Regions from separate parts of the Homo sapiens genome. Here regions 1 and 2 are each linked to region 3. A link is a contact called in ENCODE Hi-C or POLR2A ChIA-PET data. All regions are on one chromosome and are shown on one strand. Each heading gives the region's core, a stretch centred on a gene start or an enhancer-like site at or near the end of the contact. The rest is flanking DNA. Distances are from core to core; before and after follow the strand shown. Region 1 holds the start of RTP1 (receptor transporter protein 1). Region 2 holds the start of LINC02041 (long intergenic non-protein coding RNA 2041). Region 3 has its middle 27 kb from the start of MASP1.

Region 1 (2,720 bases), core at 82-2,581, 120 kb after region 3:
CTTTTGGGGACTGTTTCCTCTCTCAGACCAGACTACAAAACCTGGATTGAAAAATGTCGTAACTAGAGGGACCTGGAAATCACCTAATTAATGTTTTCTTTTATGCTGAGACAGAGTGAGAGAGGCATCCATGTACACACAGCTAGAGGCAGAACCGGCGCCCAGCACGTAACAGGTGCCCAGTAATGTTTCCTGAATTGAAGTGAATTGGCTGAACCAGGGCAAGCAGGAAGGCCTTGCTTCTGACTTCCAGGCTGCACCACTCAGCCTCCCCATCTTATGTCTCAAAGGTAAGCCCCTACACTCTGGACCCATGAACAAGAGTGCTAGAAATTCATCTCAGATAGTTTTTACATACTAATCACCTAGAACTCTTCTTGAAATCAGATTCTGATTCAGATCTAAAAGGGGCCCAAGATTCTGCTTTCTTAACAAATTCCAGGTGATGCCGATCCTGCTGCTCTGTGGACCACAGGCTAACCTCTCACTGTGCAAAAGGAGAAAGCCAGGTCCAAGAAGAAAATCGAGTTCCTCAACAGCCATGGAGCCAATGATAGAGCCAGTTTCTGGCACATCTCATGTATTCAATATTTTAAGTGAAATTAAGTTGAGTTAAATAGATTTAAACCGGTCCCAGGACCAGAGCACGGACGTCTCGACCCCCAGTGGGCCTCAAACCCTTCTTCTCTGGTTTTAAACTACTTTTTAAGAGACTGTTAAAATAGAAAATATGTAAAATGTCAGTGTGTAGGACTCATACGTATATTCTATGTCTTTATTTTCCAGACGGAAAAATTGTGACTCAGAGAGGAAGAGTAACACAGGTGATCAGTAGAAGAGCTGAAATCCAACTCAAGTGTCGTAGTTCCCAGTTAGGGACTCTTTCTCTGACTTCCAGTCTACGCCAGCCTAATAGTGAGATTGAAGCTAAACACTTGGGTTCTACGTAATCTTCCTCTCCTTGGAAGGTGCCCCAGAGCTAGGGACCTAGAGGCGGCCTGCAGGGATCCACCTTCCTGGGCTACTCACCTGCCTGAAGCATGCAATTCCAGGTACTGCTTCCAACCAGGGCTCAGCACATTGTGCTTGAGGTTGGGGTCTATGATGAGGTCCCAGCTGTCAGCCGGCTTTGCCTCCTCCATCTTCTCATAGAAGACTTTCTTCCACTCATCTGTGGTCACGCTTTTACACATGGTCTCGTCAGTAGTGAGGGAAGGCAATTTCCACCTTAGTGAGAACACGGAGAGTGAGGGTAGGTGCAGGGCAGGGCAGCGCAGTCTCCACGGTCTAAAAATCCTCATCGACAAGACCAGGAGGAAGCAGGACCCAGCTCCCTCCTTTGTCCGCAGTGGAACCTGTTTCCACGGCAACCAGGCAGGTTGCCAGAAGACAGAGCTTGGGGAGGAGGGAGTCTCTGAAGAGGTGTTTCAAGGCCCTGAACTGAGATTGCAGAGGCAGAGTTTGTGGGTCTAAATGATCCAAGACAGAGTGGGGGACCTGACCAGAGATTGAGCTTCAGACCATCTCACCCTGGCCTGGAAAGAGTATGGGGAGGTGAGGACTGGGAACTGGCTCAGTTTCACCTTGCCGTCCCCTGGAGGCATCATCAGCATCTGGCTGCTACGGTAACCATGATGCCTTAGGCAGCCAAGGAGAAATGAGGGATGGGGAGATGTAAATTTGTTAGTAGATGGAGCAATAATAATAAACTCTCTCTCGGCTTCCCCAGCCATCTTGTGACCAGCACTTTGCCATTTTCAAAACACAATTGGAGGTCTCTTAAGTTATGATTACTATTGCTGCAGTACAGATCAGGAGCCTAGGACTCACCTAGCCTATAAATGGCGGAGCCTGTATACAAATTCAAGCTGTTGACCCCAGACCGGTTCATTAATTCATTCATTTCAAACATATCCGAGCATGTGGGTAGGGTTTGCAGACATGTGCCAAGCTCTATGTCAGTGCTTGTAGCTGACTGTGTACTGAATAACTGTGCAATAGGATCCATGCTGCAATGGCCTTGTGCAAGAACAGCCACCTGTGCACAAAGGTAGGAGCATTGCATCAGCCAGGCAGGAGCAGACAAGATTATTTCCAAGCTGATTATAGAAGCGCAGAAGAGGAGCACCACCCACAGGCAAAACAGCCTTTACTATACATGCCTCTGCTGCTATTTTTAATAAATTATTTTTCCTTTTAAAAAATCATATGGGTTTATTCTAGAAAAAATACAAAATATAGATGAAAGAAAAGAGAAGTAAGACTCTTCCATAAAACCCCACCCGAGATGACTACTGTTAACATTACGATATGTACATCCCGCTTACCATTTTTCTGTACATGTACAAGTGTATGTGTGTGTATATACACACACATTCTGTACACCACATACATTCTATATACCACATTGTGACATTTTCAAAAAATAATACGTCATGAATATTTTTCTAGGTCATATTCCGTAGTAGTACATTATGGGCTACCTATATTCTGTTATATGGATAGGCATAATTTATTTAGCCAATCCTGTCTTTTAGGGCATTTTGGTTTTATTTCAGTTTCTCACATTACACTCTTCCCATCTATTTGTATAAACTTGTTGACGAAGCTCATCGCATGCATTAGAAACAACACTTCCTACAATTGGAAAACACGTCTCTTGACTCCACTCTCTCCAAAAGCTTGGTGTGGCTAGCAGAATCTGAGCAGGCTCTTCAAAC
Region 2 (2,700 bases), core at 15-2,514, 130 kb before region 3:
ATTCTCATTCAACAGATGAGGAAACTAAGCTCAGTGTAAGAAAATAATTTCCCCTAAATCACCAAGCTCTAGGAAAAGATGTCCCAAGGAAAGAGTATGCCTGAAGACCAAGGGCCATCAAGGCAGAGACTAAGGACACCAGTGAACACCCACAACATGAGCTCGGGCAAAGAGGGAGGGTGGCAAGAGATTAGGAGATGTTCAGGCAGGCAGGCTTGGATGGGGGCCAGCATGTCTACCTGTCCCTCCAAAAAACTCGCTGCCGTTCATTATAAATCAGTGGTCACCAGCAACATGTCACCTCCTCCTAATTAAACCTTATCGTCAGCCAAGGAAGAAGTTATGGTTGGTTAGATAAAGCACTTGTGGGCCCAGCCAGCTAAGAGCAGAGCAGTTTACCAGTTACTGATGGGCTTTAATTTGATAACAATTACATCACTTTTCAGAGAGACTAGGGAGCCACTGATGCAACCTCACATTTCTTGAGGGAGCTCATTGGAGATGCTAAGTGAGGCATGTGATAGGAAATGGATTACAAGAAAGAAGAGTTACCTGAAATATTGACTGTCTTGAAAAACAGTGCAGGTCTGAGTATGAGGTGAGTGAGTTAGAAACTTCCAGCTCTGCCACCTTGAAGCCGTCCATTCTTGAGCAAGCAGCTTACTTTTCTGAGCTTCTGAAAACGGAGATGTTACCATAGGCCTGTGGTGACCACCAAATGAATGTGCAAATGTGAATGGGTTTTTATATATTAAAGTACAGGTCAGCAAACTTTTCCTGCAAAGGTCCAGATGTAAGCAATGTAGGCTTTGTGGGTTAAACAGTCCCTACTGCAACTACTCAACACTGCTGTTGTAGTGTCAAAGCAGCCATAAACAATATACGACACATGGTGCAGGACAGTTCTCCAGGTGGCCTTGAACCAACCCAGCTCTCTCCCCTTCTCACTGTTGTTCCCTGGAATAACTGTAAAATATGCTGAGAATGCAACATCCTGAGACAAGGAGAGACTGGCTGGAACAGGCTGGCTCAGTTCCAGTTTCCACCTGGAAACGGGATGTTCTTCAACACATTTGCCTAGTGTGTCCTTTCATACCCTGGGGAGGGTGTAACACCCAGGGTTGTCTGCTTTTCAGGGTCCCTCAGTAGCAATGCAAGTGGGGCACATGCAGATGAGACCTCATTTACCTGGCAGTTTTTCTGAGTTTGGGGGGAGAAGCTCACAATCAATCCTACACTTCTGTTATCCCTTGCTGTTTATCTGTAAATAATAAATTTGTTTCATGTAATTTGTTATGTTTAAGGATCTTCTGCCTTACCAGACTCAGACAAGTTGGTAACCAGTGCACAGTGAACCTGCTTCACAAATGAGTGTGGCTACGTTCCAATAAAACTTTATTTGTAGATGCCAAAATTTAAATTTTAGGTAATTTTTACACTTCATGAAACATTTTTCTTCTTTTGATCTTTTTTTGACTATTTAAAATACAAAAACATTCTTAGCTTTAGACCATACAAAAAGAAAGTGGGCCAGATTTGGCCACTGGGCCAATTTCTGCCCCAAAGTGGTATGTAAATGTGGAAAACACAATAGAGAAGGGAGTTGTGCAAAGAGATAAATAAGACTACATCTTTCTTATTGAAAAAGCCACTAGTTGCTAAGCATTGTGGTGCTAACATGAAGGAATGAGAAGTCTGGGAAAAGACAGGCCAGTGTAGTCTGCAGCTACTGAGGAAGGGATTCCCAGAAGGTGGGGAATTTGGTTTGAACTGGAAGGTGGAGTGAGATTTCAGTAGGTGAGGCCAAGGTAGAAGGATGGGGATTTAAGAAGGGAAGGGAGAGTGAGGGCACAGAGGAGATAATAGAAGACCTAATGAAAGACAGCCAGACAGAGGAATGAGGTAATCACAGGTGGTGCTGGGACTCCAGCTTGAGGCTCCTGGCTGCCATGCAAGTGTTCATTCCATGTTCCAGCTGCCTGATAAATTGTGTGGACGCATCAGAAAACTTAGAAGTGCCCTGCTCTAGGAGAACTTATCGTCATATTGGGAGATAGAAAGATATTCTGGAGAAAGATATTTTAAAATACCCTAATAATTGACATGAGAGAAACAGTAATGAAATAGTAGTGCTCTTACTGAGCACCTCCTTAATTGAATATTCAGTATTCTGCAGGTATTATCTCACTTGGGACTCAAAATAACCTCTTGAAGAAGGTCTGAGTATTCTCATTATTCCCATTTTATAAATGAGAAAATTGAGAAAAGAGGGGAGAATTTTCCATGAGGCTCAGTGACCAGACTTAACAATGATAAACATTCGCATGTTGTTTCCCAAAGACTCTCAGAGGGGATTGAGAGATCAAGTAATGATCTAAGTACTGTGGTCAGCTGGCCTCCAAGGTAGATGGAAGCCTGTCAGAGGTGGAGCAGCTGGAGTGGTCAGAAGGAGTGGCACAGTGGTGGTCCACATAAGTGACTCAACACCAGCCTGATTGTTTACAGTGGTTGCAGACTTCTTTCATCCATTGGCAAGCCTGGAGTGGCTCATGAGAATGAATACAGATGCCTTGCTGGGAATGGATATTCCAGAAGGAGTCCTAGTAGCAGCAGTATGGGGGTTAGAAATAATTAAATAACATTTTCAGCTCTCCTGAGAGCCATTGGCCTAGAACAAAGAGGCAACTGAGAAGAGGAAGC
Region 3 (2,700 bases), core at 136-2,635:
TTATCAAGCAAAAGCAGTAGGAAGAGTGTGTGAGTAGAGCACTCCGTAGTTAACAGAAGGTGTTCAGATACTTGCTGATTTGATTCTCAAACTACCCTGGACTGTCGGCTTCATCAAGACAGAGAATCATGTCTGTCCCATTCATTGCTATCAACTGTGCTAAGGACGGGGAGTGGCACGTAACAGGCGCTCCGTGCATATTTGTTAAATAAAAATAAAAGAACCCAATAAGATAAGAAATAGGAGTTATTATTCCTATTTTATAATTGAGGCCGAGAGTCCCACAGTTAATAAACGGCAGAGTCAAGACAAGACTGAGCATCTTAATCCCAAGGTCATTGCTAGCTATTTTGTCTTATGAAGCTTCTAGGTCACAAGCTTCAGGATGCAAAGAACTCCAAAGGTAGGAGCATATGGAGGAGCTGTACAGCGCAGAGAAAAGCAGGCAGAGTCCCTGGAGCTTCCCAGAACACAGAAAGATTTACAAAGAAAGCTCAGGACTGAGATGTGGACACCGACATGGCAAGAAGCTTCACTTCCTCCCTGCGTGGCCAGGACACATCCCCAGCGAGCAGGGACTCATTGGGGATATGTGTGGCTCTTTAGCCTCCCCTGCAGGAGAGTTTCAGAATGCACCCTCTCTAAGGGGCTGAAGTGCTCATAGGAAAGCCCAGATCTGATGGATGATCCACTATTGAGGTATTCCTAAACAGTGGGATGCATCACCCCCACTTCTCCAGAGGAAATAACCAAGAGTTTAGTCTTACTACAAATTAGAAAGCTGCTAATGTGCATAGCTCGTTATGAAGTACAACTATAAGACATTGGGTTCTTAAAGCTGAGAGGAACCCTAAATAGTCCATAGCCTGGGTTCCTAGATAAAAGGTCTGCGAAGCTGCTGAAATAATCTGCATATTATGAGTATTCTGGAGGGGATTGTCCATGACTTTCATCAGATCCTCAGAGGCGTCTCAGATTCAAACCCAGCCACAGGAGGGTCTAGAATTACCTCCTCAGCCCCTCAACTAAGCAGATTTGCTCAAAGCCGCAGGGATGGGAAGTCCGTCTTTCCCAAGGCAGCTGAGGTCATTTCCTGTGATCAATTCCTGCTCCCCACAGAGAGTGAGGAATGTACAGATGGTTCCACTAGAACCCGAACAAAACAACTCCCTCCATGTGTCCGGCATATGAGGTCCAAAAATGAGCTGTAGGGTGGGAGTACTGGGACAGCCTTCAAAATGCACCAGCCAGCACGGAAAGGGCTGCTTTTGAAATTTGTGCATTTAAAGACAACTAACGACTAGTTTCATTGCCTCCCCCAAAGTGAAGTTTTTAAGTGACAGATTCTGCTCCTCTGTCTCATAATATTCTTACATAAAGGTTAGGCATGGAGCTGATGGCACCCATCAGCCCCAAATTCGAGTAGACCACCCCCAGAATGAAGTCTAAGTCATGGAGACAAAGCCCCGCGCTTGTGCTGAATGAGATCCTCTAGTGCTCTCTGGTGGCTACGACTTGTTACTGCACCTTTCACAACACATTTGTACGAAGTTTGTATTTCTGATTTTTTTTAAGTATTCCAAAACTGAAATCAGTTTAAAGTCCTCTCTTTGCTTACATATGAGTTGGGGCTCAAGGATTGTATAATCAATATGTCATGTGACTTATCAATGGCAGAGCCAACACTGGGGCTTAGGCCTTTCCTCTTGTTCGGGAGCTGTTTCCCACTCTGAGATTTGAAGGTGGGTGCAAGTGAAACATGGTGGAGAGCAGGAACTGCCAGGCTCAGGGTGGGAGCAAGCAGGTGTGTTAAGGATATCTCCGGGGCACAGAGCAGATTTGAGAGTTGGGGGCGACCCAAGAGCTGCACAGGGGCCAAATCACCAAAGGTCCTTTATGCCAGGATATGGAGCTTAGCGTCTGTTTGTAAGGAGGAGAGCCCCATGAAGGATTTTAAGGAGGAGAGCAATGGGATGGGGTCAAGGCAGCAGTGGGGAGGATGAACTGGGAAGCATTAAAAAGTAGGCCCACAGGCCGGACACTGTGGCTCGTGCCTGTAATCCCAACACTTTGGGAAGCCAAGGACGGTGGATCACTTGAGGCCATGAGTTTGAGACCAGCCTCGGCAACATTATGAAACCCTGTCTCTACTAAAAATACAAAAATGGTGCATGTCTGTAATCCCACCTACCCAGCAGGCTGAGATACGAGAATCTTTTGAACCCGGGAGGCAGAAGTTGCAGTGAGCTGAGATCCCGGCACTGCACTCCAACCTGAACAACAGAGTGAGATCCTGTCCCACACACACACACACACACACACACACACACACACACAGAAAAAGTATGACCCACAGCCTGGGCTAAATAGCAAAGCCTCATCTCTACAAAATATTTAGAAATTAGCCAAGTGTGGTGGTGCACACCTGTAGTCTCAGGTACTTGGGAGGCTGAGTTGGGAGGATCTCTTGAGCTCAGAACATGAAAGCTGCACTGAATCGTGATCATACCACTGCACTCTTGCCTGGGTGACAGAGCAAGACCCTGTCAGGGTGGGTGTGGAGTGGGGGCGGGGAAGTGTGGTCCAGGGAAAGTGTCAGAATCTCCAGGAGAGACAGCTTATAATGCCTGTTCCTACCCACCTCCAGAGACTCCATACAGTCGGTCTGGACTAGAACTCCAGTCACACCTTTAGTAAGCA

The links. Hi-C counts contacts between places; a loop is a spot of excess contacts on that map. ChIA-PET counts read pairs that join two places held with the same protein, here RNA polymerase II (POLR2A). Pooled maps may share reads with other maps.
Region 1: a loop to region 3 is called in a map of mammary epithelial cell, with 18 times the contacts of the local background. The contact joins the promoter of RTP1 here to the enhancer-like site in region 3. A Hi-C loop is called at or near these places in 2 of 168 maps with a recorded cell type or tissue (astrocyte of the cerebellum and mammary epithelial cell) and 1 of 50 pooled maps. POLR2A ChIA-PET finds 5 or more read pairs at or near these places in 1 of 52 experiments (H1).
Region 2: a loop to region 3 is called in a map with no recorded cell type, with 2.6 times the contacts of the local background. The contact joins the promoter of LINC02041 here to the enhancer-like site in region 3. A Hi-C loop is called at or near these places in 2 of 168 maps with a recorded cell type or tissue (K562 and endothelial cell of hepatic sinusoid), 12 of 37 single-sample maps with no recorded cell type and 9 of 50 pooled maps.

What each region holds. Positions count from the first base shown.
Region 1 is chr3:187,196,097-187,198,816 of GRCh38, reverse strand. RTP1 (receptor transporter protein 1) reads right to left here and starts at 1,331. Exons shown (of 2, transcript NM_153708.3): 1 at 1,030-1,331. The coding sequence starts at 1,301. LOC101929106 (a long non-coding RNA gene) reads left to right here. Exons shown (of 5, transcript NR_110052.1): 4 at 115-290; 5 at 787-1,727.
Region 2 is chr3:187,445,610-187,448,309 of GRCh38, reverse strand. LINC02041 (long intergenic non-protein coding RNA 2041) reads right to left here and starts at 1,264. Exons shown (of 4, transcript NR_146716.2): 1 at 1,189-1,264; 2 at 553-702.
Region 3 is chr3:187,317,801-187,320,500 of GRCh38, reverse strand. No RefSeq gene overlaps it. Among named protein-coding and RNA genes, the nearest start is that of MASP1, 27 kb to the right of the region's middle. Within about 2 kb of position 1,385, at least 5 of the 41 ENCODE cell types and tissues checked have a DNase peak (open chromatin) inside an H3K27ac peak, as active enhancers do.